Linked DNA regions of Homo sapiens: region 2 is linked to region 1. The links are chromatin contacts, found by Hi-C or POLR2A ChIA-PET in ENCODE. All regions are on one chromosome and are shown on one strand. The core of a region is the stretch at or near the end of the contact, and the rest is flanking DNA. Distances in the headings are between cores, read along the strand shown.

Region 1 (7,449 bases), core at 1,568-4,067:
GGGATTACAGGAAAGCGCCAACACTCCTGGCTAATTTTTGTATTTTTAGCTGAGACGGGATTTCACCATGTTAGTTAGGCTGCCCATAATGTTTTGAAGGATGCAGAGTGTGAGTAAGAAAAGCAAATGATACCTCTCCTAGCAAAAGACATGCTCTCCATCTCTGTTGATCACTTCTTGCCCTACTTGGCATAAACTACCAGGCCTGTCCATAAGTTGGAGATTGTAAATCTTCCTGCCACAGCAGTGAGGGACACCATCTGCTTTCCTGGGTGCCTTTGGTCAAGGCTGAGCCCTACCCCAGCCTCCTTTAAGACAAGTCTCTGAGATGCCTGCTCCCCACCCCAGAGCCACACTGACCTCCTCCCTGTTCGTCCAGCATGCCCAGCATTTTCATGCCTCGCTCTGGCTTCAGGGCCTTTGCACTTGCTGTTCCCTCTGCCTGGAATGTTCTTCCCCCAGGCAGTCACATGGCTATGTCCCACATACATTCACGTCTCTGCTCAAATTTCATCTAAGCACAGCCTGTCCTGACTACTCTGTTGAACACAGCAGCCCCTATCAACTTTAACCCCTTAAGCTGCCTTGCTTTTCTTCAGATCCTTCATCTGACACGACATTAAAATTGCTATGTTGTTTATTGTCTGTTTCTCCCACAAGAAATAAGCTCTGTGAGATGCAGGATTGTCTTGTTCACTGATGTATCCTTAAAACCTGGAATAGTGCCTGGGACATACAGGCCTTCAATAAATATTTGTTGAATAAATATACAAATGAGTGAGTGAGTCAATAGACCATGTTTTCTGGGAATCTTAATCTCTGTCTTAGATTTAAGCTTCCCAATAAGAAACATACTCTTAGAGAGGGGCTACTCACCACTAGTTCATTTCTCACTGATCCTTTATAAGCAGCTTATAACTCCCTGCTGATAGGAACAGAGGGCACCTCATTCTGTGCCCCTAGATTTTGAGGACCTGAACATGAGACCATTTTCCCACCTAATTTAGAAAGTCTGTTTGCTACACTTTCTAGTTAAGGCCCAATTTCTCTTATACGTTTCACTGTCATGCCCCATATCCCTCTTTTTGGGAATTTTTCAGTTTTGTGTTTTCAGCATTTATTGCTCTCTGAAATAATGTCATTCAACAGCTTACTTGCTTATTTTCTCTTTCCAACCCATATGCAAATAAGAGCAGTAGTATTCGCAGTGCCTGCATGCCTGATTCGTAGTTGACACTCAGTAAATATCTGCTAGATGAGTGAATGAATGACTCTTCTTTATATGCTTCACATACAGGAAATATCACGTCTGGAAGAAAAGAATGAATCACTTGGCACTACACACTGTCTAAACCTGACCTTGGTGTGTTCTTTATGTAGAGAGTCTCATGGACATCCAATTAGTTGCTAATTAACATTCAATCAGCTCTGGGCCTCGGGAGGGGCCAAGCCTGAGGTTCAAGGGCAGGTGGGGCTTACTTGCCCAGTCTTCACTTTGATACTGGTCCCCTGACCTAGACATGCGGACCATGGACACAGAGGTCTGGCGAGTGCATTGACCAGAGCAGCAAGTCCATCCTGCAGCGTGGAAAAATCCAGCAAAGAACTCACTCACATTCTTAGCTCCATCATCCTACAGAAAAGATGAGCTAGACAATTCTAGAGCCAAAAAGAAATCCTAGAGGGATATGAGTTTGTCAGCTGTGCAGACACTTTTTACCTTCCCAGAAATCTCTCATACTTTCTTGCTAGACACACCTAGGAGGAGGGCCAGCACCCAAGGGGGTAGAGAAGAGCTGCCTGGTCCTCTAGCCCAGTGCAGTCCCGGGGGGGCAGCTCCCACCAAGCCGGGGCCACAGCCTGGCCTGGTCATGAGCACCAGAAACCACTGAGGCACAGGGCCATGACAGATTAGGAGCAAAGCCCTCAGTGTCGCCTGATTCTGACACCTGGATGGCTTTAAGGGCTCCTCCTGCTCGCCAGCCAGCGGGGCTTGGAGCCAGGATCCAACAGCGCGGCTGGAGTCGCCCGCGGCGAGAGAGCCCAGGCTGACTCCTTCAGTGGAGACAGCGTCCCCTTGCCGTCCCAGTCTCCGCCGCTCGGTTAGGCTGGATCCTCAGGGTCCCCTGCTCGCTCTCAACCCTCTCTCCGGCTCCAGGGACCCTAACCCTCAGCGACAGCCGCTCCGCAGGTGCTCGCCGGCGTGGCGAGAGCGCTGCACGGCACACGGTCACCGTCGAGGGCGGCGACGGCCGGGGGTGCCCCCGCCCGGCCCAGGCCTCCCCGTGGTCCCTTACCCATTTCCCGCCGGGCTCCTGCTCCGGCCTCCCGCGGGCCCGCGCGCCCCACGGCCCCGCGCCCAGGCGCCGGCTGGGGGCGGCGAGAGCTGCGGGGCCTCGGCTGCGCGCGCGGGGGGCTGGGCCAGTCCGGCTCTGCGCGCTCGCAGGAGGGACTCGGTTTCCGGGAGCGCAGGCGGGCGGGCGGCGGCGCAGGGCGGGGAGGGGCGGGCTGAGGCCGGGCCGGGGTTGGGGGTGGCGGGGGCGAAGCTGTGGGACTGGTCTGACCGCTGTGGCGCCGGGCTGGGCCGCCGGGCAGGCCGGGTACCTCCTGCGCGCCCCGCACGGCGCCGTCGTCTGGCCTGTGCGCTACCGGGCCGCAGGCTCTGCAAAGCCCTCCGGTTATTTTTCCAGTACCTGAACCGGAAACTGAGGCCCGCCCCAGATACGCGTGAGCCTTGACAGGGACTGTCTGGAGTCCCTACAAACCCCTTGTTCATTTACCATTCACTGGGCACAAGAAAAAGTTGCATTATTTGATTTCCAAATTTCACCTGTCTGTAACTGTTGGCTTACGGTGAACATTCACTAGTTGGTTTGGGGATTGGTGGCACAGAAGCAAATAGCTGTGATTTTACACTCAATCTATTTTAGCAAACATAAGCTCAGAACAGGTTGTCATTGGCGAGACGCTATTATTTTTCAATATCACCCTTGATGGCACTATCTGGTTTCTATTTCTGTAACTATGTAAGGCACCGTATAATGACATTTTGAGTTAAATGATTCCATATTTCCTGTATATTGTGAATAAAAGTTCTCCAGAAGGAATCTTCCAGTAAGCAGTTTGTAAACTGGAGAGGCACAACCTTTATTGTAAAACAAAGGTGCCCTTCCAAAGAACAAAGGGAAGGCTCGGGTTTCATAGCAAATGGTCCCACACAGGTTTCCTGTGCAAATGAAGGTTTGAAATTTGCTTAGTTCTGATTGCTTTACAAGGCCAACTTCTGATCGATCAATACATCTGAGTCCTGACTGGGTGATACAGCTGAGCCCTGATTGGCCAAGGCAGGTGAGCTCTGATTGGTTGGTTCAGGTGAGCTCTGAAAATCCCAGAAACAAGAAGGTGCTGGTTTCCAGAGAGCTCAGCATATGTGACCTTTAGTCAGCAAGTGACCACTTGGCTCTATTTTGAATTTAGACCAATACAGTCCAGTTATTTGACATGTAAAAACGGAAAAATAAAATAAAATAAAACAGATTTAGGCCGAGTTAGCCACTCAGGATCCATCTTGAAGAATTGGCTCTTGAAAGTTCACATTTATTCACAATATCTAGTGAACATTTTAGCTCCCCTAGGAATTGGCAACCTAGAGAGGTCCATTTCTTGATTTGATGCTGCTAAAATGAAGCTGACCAGGCTCTCTACAAGCAGCAACAACCATGATAACACCTAATATTTATTGAGTGCTAGGCAATAAGCTGTCCTAAAACATTTAATCCTCACGGCAACCCTATGAGTTAGGAAGCTTTACACCTCATGAGGAAACTGAGGCACAGAGAGGCTGAGTAACCTGATCAAGGACGCACGGACAGGCAATCAGGCAAGACCCAAAGACCATGCTCTAAATCAGCAGTCTGCAACCTTTTTGGCACCAGGGAGGGACTGGTTTCTGTGGAAGGCAATTCTTCCACAGATAGGGGAGGTGGGAGTGGATGGTGTTTCAGGATGATTCAAGCACCTTACATTTATTGTGTGCACTTTATTTCTGTTATTATTACATTGTAATATATAATGAAATGATTTTATAACTCACCATAATGTAGAATCAGTGGGAGCACTAAGCTTGTTTTCCTGAAACTAGACAATCCCATCTAGGGGTGATAGGAGACGGCGACACATCATCAAGCACTAGATTCTCATAAGGAATGCACAACATAGATCCTTCGCACACACAGTTCACGATAGTGTTTGCACTCCCATGAGAATCTAATGCCGCAGCTGATCTGACAGGAGGTGGAGCTCAGGTGGTAATACAAGCAATGGGGAGTGCCTGTAAATGCAGATGAAGCTTTGCTCTCAATCCCCCACCCCCAACATGGTCCTAACAGGCCATGAACAGGGGATTGGGGACCCTTGCTCTAAATCAATGTGCAACACTACTGCTTAATCTTTTTAGATGGGGATCTGATGCTAGGTTTAATAATCCTATAACTTATTAGTTCATTTCTTCACTCTACAAATATTCACTTCAGTATTCACCTACTGTATATATGCCAAGCACTGGTTAAAACAATGAACTGAAAACTCCAAGAGCTTGCAGCTAGCAGGGAATATAAGCAGTAGTGTGAGGTACACTTGTAAATTGTAAACTTGGGAGGCTGAGTGGGATGTCTTTGAGGGGGGAAATCCTGAAGGAGGGAGCCACAAAGAACAGAAGCCCAACAACTACATGCAAACTCCTTTAAACTCTTGGCAGATTCCTGAATGAACAATGCAAGGAGGAAGAATCTAGATAACCTGAAGGAGATCAATAGTGAGCAGAGATCTGAGCAGTTAGTTACCGTCTCTGGGAAAGTTCCACCATCTGAGAGGGACTTGGTTCTATTGTGCTTTCCACTGAAACCCTAGAATGACCACCCCTTAGCAGGAAAGACTGCATCCCAGCATTAAGGGATATACCCTAGAATTAGGGACAAAACCAAAAGAAATTCATCCAAACAAAGCACAAAACCAAATCTCCACAAAACCAAGGTGAGTTTTCAATAATTTAACTTACTGTTAGAACAAAACTTGACACTCTTCAAAGGAAAATAGAATGCAGAGCATCTACAATGTATCATTCACAATGTTCATCATATGACAAAAAATTATTAGACATTCAAAAAAGCAGGAAAATGTGAGCCATAGTCAAGAGAAAAAAATCAATCGAAATAGACCCACAGGTGACCAAGATATTGGGATCAAAAGACAAGGAATTAAAAAGAAAAACTATGATAAATATGGTTAAAAAACACTTTCAGCAAAATATAGATATAACGGGTAAAGAAACCAGGCATTTCAGCAGAAATATAACCATTTTTTAAATAAAGTGCCAAAAGGAATATAAATAAATCCACATCAATGAAGGCGATATCTGTATCTTTATTACCCCAGAATGAAGAGACATCCCAACTTTTGCCCTCCAGGGGGAAGCCTGGGCAGGTTTGCCAACAGCCCCTGTGTAAGTTCAGGGCCTCCTAATATTAGGGTCCCTTTTTTTTTTTTTTTTTTTTAAGACGGAGTCTCGCTCTGTCACCCAGGCTGGAGTGCAGTGGCACCATCTCGGCTCACTGCAACCTCTGCCTCCCAGGTTCAAGTGATTCCCTTGCCTCAGCCTCCCAAGTAGCTACGATTACAGGTGCACGCCACCATGCCTGGCTAATTTTTTGTATTTTTAGTAGAGACGGGGTTTCACCGTGTTAGCCAGGATGGTCTCAATCTCCTGACCTCGTGATCCGCCCGCCTCGGCCTCCCAAAGTGCTGGGATGACAGGCGTGAGCCGCCGCGCCCGACCAGGGTCCCTTTTCGTAATGTGCTTCACTATGTGTTCAGGTAACATATGGAGCTCATCACAAGTCCCTGTAGAAAGTGGGGCTCAAGGCCGGGCGTGGTGGCGGGCGCCTGTAATCCCAGCTACTCTGGAGGCTGAGGCAGGAGAATTGTTTGAACCCGGGAAGTGGAGCTTGCATTGAGCCGAGATCGCGCCTTTGCACTCCAGCCTGGGCGACACAGCGAGACTCTGTCTCAAAAAAAAAAGAAAAAAAAAAGTGGGGCTCAAGGAGTCTGTGTATTACTGCTGCTGTGAGTAATAAATTGTCTTCCACCATCTTCTATTAGAATCTATGAAATTGTGATGGGTTATCTAGTTAGCTTGCAAGCAGAATAAAAACTCAGACCCTTTCACAGTTACTGACTTAACAGAGATAAAGATAAAACTCTTAAAAGCAACCAAATAAAAAAATGTACATTGCATACAGGAATGACGGATAATTTTTCATCAGAAACCATGTAGGCCAGAGGACAAAATGTTGTTTTGTTTGTTTGTTTGTTTGAGATGGAGTCTTGCTCTGTCTCCCAGGCTGGAGTGCAGTGGTGCAAGCTCGGCTCACTACAACCTCTGCCTCCCAGGTTCAAGTGATTACCTTGCCTCAGCCTCCCAAGTAGCTACGATTACAGGTGCACGCCACCATGCCTGGCTAATTTTCATATTTTTGATAGAGACAGGGTTTCGCCATGCTGTTAGGCTGCTCTCGGACTCCTGGCCTCAAGTGATCCCCCGGCCTCGGCCTCCCAAAGTGCTGGGATTACAGGCGTAAGCCACCAGGCCGAGCCAGAATGGAATATCATCTTTAAAGTGCTAAAAGGAAAAAAGCTAGCAACTTACAGTGACTTTATCCCCTAAAAAATTTGTAAATAGGAAGTAAGACATCTTCAAATAAATAAAATCCGACAGTATTATATGAAAAGTAAATAAATTATTCAAGATAAAGGGAATGATATTAAATAAAAATTATAATCTACAGTGAAGCAATGAAGAGCAGTGGGAATGATAAATATATGGATAAATATAAAATACTTTTTCACGTTTGTATTAAGTTATTTAAAAGTTCATTGACTAAAGCAAAAATAGTAAGATTTTGGGAGATTTGTGGCATTTATAGAAGCAAGATGTATAACAAGAAAAGCACAAAGCACAGAAGGGGAAGAAAAATGGAAGTACATTGTAAGATTTTTATGTTGTGTATGATATTTTATAATATTAATTCAGACTAAAATCCAGTAGAAGATATAAAAATTATCACTGAAAAATAGCTTACCCAAGAGAGGTCAGGGAAGTAAGAAAAAATTAAGAAGAGGGAGGACACATAAAACAAATAGCAAGATAGAAAATGTATCAATAATTACACTAAATACCCTAAATAAAAGATAGACCTGTCAAATAGGCTAAGAAAACAAGACCCAACTATACTGTGTTTACAAGACACACGTTAAATATAAAAACCCAGACTAGTTGAAAGTAAAAGTATAGGGAAAATATACTATATAATATGAATTTTAGACAAAGTAGGCTTTAATACAAGCAAATTACCAGAAATAAAAAAGGTCATATTAAAATGACAAAAGGATCAA
Region 2 (7,449 bases), core at 3,696-6,195, 42 kb before region 1:
GCAGGACACCTGAGCAGCCAGAAGCTAGAAAGATGCAAGCCTGCCTCCAAGTGGTCACATGTCATAACTGCAGCCCACAACCCAGACCCTCCAGGCAGAGGTGCCTGGGCAGCATTGACTATGGCAGGCCAGGCAGCCACCATCATCTGGCTCTGAAGATTCCACGTGCTCAGGTGAAAGAGAGGTGCCGGTTCTACATGAGCAAAGGAGCATCAAAGTGTCACACACACATGCATTCAGACTTTCACCTTTTATCATGGTTTTAGAAATAAGGATGCATAGGCCAGGTGTGGTGGTTCACGCCTGTAATCCCAGCACTTTGGGGGGCCGAGGCAGGCAGACTACCTGAGGTCAGGAGTTCGAGACCAGCCTAGCCAACATGACGAAACCCCATCTCTACTAAAAATACAAAAAATAGCCGGGCGTGGTGGCACACGCCTGTAATCCTAGCTACTTGGGAGGCTGAGGCAGGAGAATCGCTTGATTCAGTGGAGGTTGCAGTCAGCCAAGATCACACCATTGCACTCCAGCCTGGGTTACAAGAGCGAAACTCCGTCTCCAAAAAAAAAAAAAAAAAAAAAAAAAAAAAAGGATGCATGTTCAGTGAGGTCAAATAACCTACTCCACTTAGTTTGTAAGCATCAGTCTTGGGCCAAAAGTCATGTCCACTTGATGCTGGGATTCCACTTCAATCAAATGAGGCAATTGGACTCTACTGCAGCTAACTGCTACTTACACATCAGAATTACCCAAGGAGCTTTAAACATATTTATCTATCCCTCTGACCCAGGCTGACTGAATCAGCATCCCTGGGTGTGGGCTGGGAATGTGTCTTTTCAGCACACTTCCCCAGCAAGATAAAAGTGCCTCTGTAAACTGAGAGCAGGAAACCAGTGGGCAAGATTGTCAACTCATGGAGTCAGGGACATGTTTAATTCATTTGTGAATCCCCTGGTACTGGCACATAGAAAGCGTCCCATATTATCTGCAAAATGAATGAATGAATAAATGAGCAAGTAGGTGAATGAATGATTCTGAGGTCTCCTCCAGCTTTGATGGCCTATGACCGTGTGACTCCTGCATATGCATGAACACACAGACACAGACACTACACACATGCACAGACACACATACACACTTGGAGCAAAGAGGGATGAAGCCTGCCACACTGCAGGTGGTCCTAGCTGCCTGACCTCCCTTCCTCACACACTGACACACCTCCCTCTTTGTTGACCTGTTATTTATTGTGCACCCATTGGGTGCATGGCCTAGCCCTAGGCCCTGGCCGGAGACCCAAACATGGCCTCCAAGGGCCAACCTTACTTTGTGGAGGTGCAAGCCCCAGAGCTGGTTACAAGCATGGGAAGGGAGGAGGGTGGCCTAGCAGGAAGGCTGGGGAGGCAGTGTGTCAGCCGGCAGGCAGCAGCGGGTAGCAGAGGCCCCCTCTTGGCGGGCAGCCTACTTGCACACTTGGCTGAACAGAGACAATGGTGGCTGGTCCCTCCGGCCCAGCCTCCTTCCTACAGGCAGAGCCCCAAGTCCATGAGTCTCCGGAACCTCCCTCAGAGAACAAGCCCAGCTGGGAGGCAGCCAGAGGGCAGGATGAGGGGATTTCCCAGGGGAGAGCAGCAGAGACCCTCTGAGCTGCCAGAGATGGGGAAGGGGTCCAGGCACCCCACAGGAAGGAAGGTTTAAGGCATGTGTAGAAAGGAGCACAGAAAAGTCTCCCGAGCCTGGCCTAGGCCTCGCCTGGTCGCCAGCCTCCGTCCCATCCCTCACAACTCTCCTGAGCTGTGGCTCCTGCCAGGCAGACCCCTAAGGGAAACTGTCGCCACCTTTTACCTCTCTATCCTCTCCAGTGGTCTGAACATAGAGAACCTCCTTCTCTGCTCTGTTGGAACAAAGGCTCCTTGTTCCTAGGGTTCCAGGGTTCCCTGCAAAGCTCTGGAGGCCCCACCCCGCCCAGCCCTCACTCATGCCATCAGCTCTGCTCTGTTGATGAGCAGTTGGGTATGTGAGACTGTTTCATCTACTTCGGGGGAAAGGAGACACAAGGAGACAAAGGCACAGGGCCCCACAGCCGTGCAGAGCCCTTGAAGCCCCCCGAGGTCCCTGCCCAGAAGGCTGTCCCCTCAGTGGGCAGGACCTTAGCGACCCTGCTCCCTGGGTCACAGGAGGCTGGTTAGGAATTTCTCAAGAGTCCCTGATTCACTCTCCTGGGGCCTCCCCAGGAAGGTCACCTAATTCCCAGAGCAAGACCATCCTTGGGGCTGTGGCTCCCCTGGCTGGGCTGCCCAGGGGCCTCTGCTGCCCCAAGCTCTCCCCCAGAAGCCAAGGGCACACCACATAAGCACTGGTTCTCAAACAAGTGCTGAGTTCTCAGCAAGTCTAGGAAATGAGGCCACTCTGGATTCTGGGGCCTGGAGGGTGACATGGGCTGAGCTCTGGGAGGAAAGTCAAGTCCTCACCTCCCTCTTCCCTTGGGCGTGGCCAGGGACTGGGGCTGCGGAGGGACTGCCATGGGGGTGGTGGGGAGCACAGCAATATTAGGAAAGCTTCAGGGAGCACAAGAATGAGGGCCACAGGGAAACAAGGTTTGTCCTTCAGCAGGGAAAGGAGGTGCCTCATCCGTCATGGTGGACTCATTGAAATAAGTCTCCTCCAGGGAGGTTCATCTCAGGTCTACCCTGGAGCAGGGAACAGTGTCTCTGAGGTGGTGCTGGCTTCACAGCTGATTGCGGTTCCGCTTAGGGATGATCTTCCGGTAGGTTCTGCGCTCTGAGATGTTGCGCTTCACCTTGGCCGTGGTGGGAGCCTCATCCTGGTGCAGGGACGGGCTCGAGTGGGACTTCTTCAGGCTGAGCTTGGGCTCCCGAGTGCCTCCAGCTTCCCTCCCCAGCTGCTCCTCCCACAGGTCCAGAGCATCAGAGGGGCAGTGCAGGCGGGCCACCAGCAGCTGCACGTAGGTCTCGTAGCGGGTTTTCTGCAACACACAGGCCCCACCACCTTAGCACCATCCTGGCTCCAGGTTGGGAGGAGGCTAGAATCGTGAGGGACAGCTCACAGGTACATGAAGCTATGGCGATACAGACCTCGACAGAAAGAGGGCTGGACCAACCGTGAGTGTCAGTATAATGCTTGGATAAGCAGACTGCAGAGCACACCTCTGGATAGTATTATAATGACACATATCAGCCCAGCCCTGTTCTAATAATAACCAACCCCTTGGAGTGCTGTAACTAACATCTCTATGCCATGTTCCATCTTTGAGGCACTAAAAGATGTGTCACCCACTATGCCTGAGATCTTTGCAGCCCTACACACAAACAGCTCACATCTGTACAGCCCTAATTGGGTCTAAATAGCATTTTAACAATTGGCATCTGTGGAGCATGATGCTAACTACCCTCATCTACTTAACACTGTACTCCTGAGGCCCCTGCAGCTAGCATCCTTGGGATATGGTTTCCAGTTTACAAAGTGCTTCCTCACCCTCCATCCCATTGGATCCTCATGCCAGCCCTGGGAGGGGACAAATCATTGCGGAAGGGAGGGCTGGTGACTTGTTAAAGGTCCCAGCTGGTCAGTGGGAGGAAGAGGTTGGGTCCTCACAGCCACACCCTGAGGCCTCTGAGAAGTGGGGAGTTCACAGCCATGGATACAACCAACAAGCCAAGGGATAGCCTGGGACCTTGAAAGACAGGCAGAGGGCTGCATGCGGGCACAGCGGGGACAGGCAGGAGGCGATGTTGACTCCCACTTCCTGGTCTCTGCCTCTGGGTGGCCTCTGATTCCCTCTATTTTCACATTGCATTCACCTACCCTTCCTGCCCAGTGGGCCCTCACCCTAAGCAGGCACCCAGGATCCCTGAAGCAGGCACCCAGTGTTAGGATCCCAGATGAACTGACGTCACACCAAAGCAGAATTGGGGAGTGTGGGTGGATGGGTGAGGGTTGGGGGAGACTAAGGGATAAAACATTTCAACATGGGCTGTAGAGTCAACAAAGTCATTACTGGCCGGGGCAGTGGATCACACCTGTAATCCCAGCACTTTGGAAGGCTGAGGCAGGCAGACCACTTGAGGCCAGGAGTTCAAGTCCAGCTTTGCCAACATGGTGAACCCCTGTCTCTACTAAAAATACAAAACTTATCCAGGTGTGGTGGCTCACACCTGTAATCCCAGCTACTCGGGAGGCTGAGGCAGGAGAATCGCTTGAACCTGGGAGGCGGAGGTTGCAGGGAGCTGAGATCGAGCCACTGCACTCCAGCCTGGGCGACAGAGCGAGACTTTGTCTCAAAAACAAAAACAAAAACAAAAAAACACGGTCATTTCTTAGTTAAGACCATAAACGGGGCATTTAGAGCAGCATGTAAATTTACCAGATTTGGAAGAGTAGTTTAATTTCTCTGTGCCTCAGTTTCCTCATCTGTAAAATGAGGATAACAGGACCTACCCAGAGCTGTTAATTGAATGAGACAATCCATGCAAGGAAGACAAGCTCCATCCATACTACCTATTAATATTTGGTAGGTATTAGAAGGAACAGTTGAGCTGAAATACAGTTTTCCCTTCAACTTGGGAAAAGCCAAATATACTCTTAGGAGAAAAGAAAACTGTAAAATAACATCTGCTATGGGTGTTTCCAGACAAGCAGCTGCTATGTGCCCCCAGGACGAGAGGCGACAGGCCTAAGTGCGTGGGGACACACACTCTTTGTGCACGCCCGTGCACGCGGGTGTCCATGTGGGAGCCCCCGCCCCTTTGCAGACGGCGCACGCGGGCCCCGCCCGCACGCAAGCGCCTCTCCCCGCCCCGGCGCGGTCAGGGCAGTGACGGCTGCAGGGACCGAGGCGGCCACGAGAGGGCGGAGAGGGCGCTGCGCAGCGGCGGGGAGGTGGGCTCGGCCGCTCACCTCGTACTCCAGGTACTCCTTCCGCAGGCGGTGCTCCTCCAGCTCGCGGCCACGGCCCCGCCGCTCCGGCAGGTTCCTCTGTAGATCCAGCAGGTCGTCCGCGGCAGCGTCCAGGCAGTTCTCGTGGGATCGATGCTGCTCCTCCTGCGAGCAGCGGGCGGTGAGGGGCGCTGTCCCGGGCGTCCCCTCCGCCGCTTTCCGGGCCCGGGCGCGCCGCCCCCCTGGCCGCCTCGGTTCCCAGGCCAAGTGCGCAGCCCGCCTCCAGCCTCCCCGAGTTAGTCCTGGGGCTCCAGGTGCACATTCCCAGTTCCGCCGGACCCCACCCCTTCCCGGAGGCCGTACCAGGGAGCTCTGGGCGGGGCCCACGGGCAGGATGGGCCGCACGAATCTGCGCTGGGAGCCCACAGCGGCGGGGAAGGGCGGCGCGGAGTGCGTGGCCGCAGCCAAGTTGATGCGCGCGATCCAGGAGCTCATCTCCTTGGCAGTGCTGGGGCAAAGGAGGTCGTTGGTCCCCGGGGACACAGAGTCCGTCCTGTCACCCTCCTCCCGCCCCCTCCTGTGGCTGCTTGCACAGCTGGCCAGCTGCTCAGAACTCAGCCTCCCATAGTTACAGCCCTGCCACTAGCCGGGCACCCGACCTCTGACCGTGGCATTTCTTATCAATAAAGAGGAAAATTTGGAGGCCCGGTGCGGTGGCAACGCCTTGGCAGGCGGATCACCTGAGGTCAGGAGTTCGAGACCAGCCTGGTCAACAGGGTGAAACCCCGTCTCTACTAAAAATACACAAATTAGCCAGGCGCGGTGGCGCCCGCCTTTAATCCCAGCTACTCGGGAGGCTCAGGCATGAGAATCGCTTGAACCCGGGAGGCGGCGGTTGCAGTGAGCCGAGGTGAGAGTCACTGCACTCCAGCCAGGACGACAGAGCGAGACTCTGTCTCAAAAATAAACAATAAAAAATAAAGAGGACAATCTGAGAAGGTGACAGATTTCATAACAAATGCCAGATATGGTCAATCATTAGCAACTTCCCGGAATCCTGTGTTCTGAACTGGGAGGCTTTATCCCACTGACAAGGAAAAGGCATACTGTGCTGGCAAAGTTGGCCAAGGATGGGGAGGAAGTAGGCGATGCCTGGGCTTCATCCCTGGTCCCCAGCTCCTCTTCCTGCTGCCGCTTTCTAAGAATTTCTGATCATACGGCCATTCCCACCAGGACCCCCTGGGGCCCACAAGCCTCAGGTGTCAGCAGGGTCAGGGGAGAGAGAACTAGGGCAGGGCAAGGCCTTGCCACAGTCTCCCACCCCAGGGACTTACGGTGCCTGGAAGAGGTAGAGGCGCCAGTCAGCCGTGCGCAGCTGGAAGACGTGCGGCTTCTTGGTGTAATGCGTGGCGGGGGTGGCCAGCGAGTGGTGCACCCCCACGGGCTCATCCACCATCTGCCCCACCAAGCTCTCCCCCTCCAGACAGTGGTCTTCTCCCTGCTACCAGTCACAGGGGCTCAGAGAAGAGGTTATCATCAGCTGCCCACCCTCCAGACTGTTCTGGGCCTCTCTCAGTCTCCCATTCTGACAGGGGTGTTGGCTCCTTTCCTACCTTCAGGAAGTAGAGAACCATCCCTCGCAGTAAGGTGTGGAACATCTTCCAGCCACGCTTGCCCCATGGCGCTGTTCCAGGAACAGAACACAAATGTTGTAGGTGGGGGCACCAGCATCCAGACACACTCAGACACACGCAAGTGTGCATATGCCCCCTGTCCCTCACACCACCTCCAGTCTCTCACCAGGATGCACACAAATGCAGAACATGCCAACACAAGAAAACACATACAATCGTAAACAAACATATAGAGTCTCTCCACACACAGGCAATGCCCGCTGGAAACAAAACCATAGAACCACTCACATCCAAATATAGATATTCATACATATCATCTTCTCTCCAACTCCAAACACACACCCACTACCCCAAGTAGTGGCAAACACCCAGGCACAAACACAGCTCCTCCCAGACAGCTTTCTAGTCCCTGCAGGATGATCTTGACCTTGCATACCCATCTAGAGGGGCTCAAGGGCGCAGAGCCCAGCTTTGGGGTGCCCTTCCCTGTGTACCCCACTCTGAGCACCACCTGCCCTCTTTTCCCCCTACCTCTCCACCCTGGTCTTGTGTGGTAAGATCCATTCTAAGCTCCTTGGACAAAAGGCAGCCCTAGGGCCCCGGCGGCTTCACAGCCAATGCTAGTTCCCATCCTGGTCGCCCCAGCCTATTCAATCTGTGCTTGCACATTAGTCTGCTGAGATCACCACTCTGGACATGTTGGTGCCATAATCAAAAGCCTTCAGCTGCCTGTGGAATAAGGCCCAAATGCAGGCCCTGGCAATTTTGCCTCAAGTGTACCTCCCTTTCACACACCCCATGTTCTGAGCAAACTCGGCTTGCTGTTTTCTCTGTGGGGGATGCCCTCTGCCCAGCTTCCAAATTCCAGACCCTCTTCTCCTCCAAAGTTCAGCGCAGATACCATCACTTACCAGAAGCCTTA

What was found. A loop is a pair of places that touch in the nucleus more often than their neighbours do. ChIA-PET counts read pairs that join two places held with the same protein, here RNA polymerase II (POLR2A). Pooled maps may share reads with other maps.
Region 2: a map of PC-3 shows a loop between it and region 1 (7-fold over the local background). The contact joins two enhancer-like sites. A Hi-C loop is called at or near these places in 24 of 168 maps with a recorded cell type or tissue (B cell, CD14-positive monocyte, CD4-positive, alpha-beta memory T cell and 19 more), 2 of 37 single-sample maps with no recorded cell type and 16 of 50 pooled maps. POLR2A ChIA-PET finds 5 or more read pairs at or near these places in 30 of 52 experiments (A549, B cell, BJ and 24 more).

The regions. Positions count from the first base shown.
Region 1 is chr2:113,152,384-113,159,832 of GRCh38, reverse strand. No RefSeq gene overlaps it. Among named protein-coding and RNA genes, the nearest start is that of PSD4, 18 kb to the left of the region's middle. RefSeq lists a silencer at 2,242-2,771. Within about 2 kb of position 2,817, at least 18 of the 41 ENCODE cell types and tissues checked have a DNase peak (open chromatin) inside an H3K27ac peak, as active enhancers do; they include HCT116, PC-3, adrenal gland and 4 more, where a contact is called at or near this core.
Region 2 is chr2:113,196,692-113,204,140 of GRCh38, reverse strand. PSD4 (pleckstrin and Sec7 domain containing 4) reads right to left here. Exons shown (of 17, transcript NM_012455.3): 13 at 6,507-6,577; 14 at 6,228-6,394; 15 at 5,257-5,401; 16 at 4,915-5,058; 17 at 1-2,983. The coding sequence ends at 2,726. Among named protein-coding and RNA genes, the nearest start is that of PSD4, 26 kb to the right of the region's middle. RefSeq lists an enhancer at 207-256 and a silencer at 4,663-4,952. Within about 2 kb of position 4,945, at least 24 of the 41 ENCODE cell types and tissues checked have a DNase peak (open chromatin) inside an H3K27ac peak, as active enhancers do; they include HCT116, PC-3, adrenal gland and 4 more, where a contact is called at or near this core.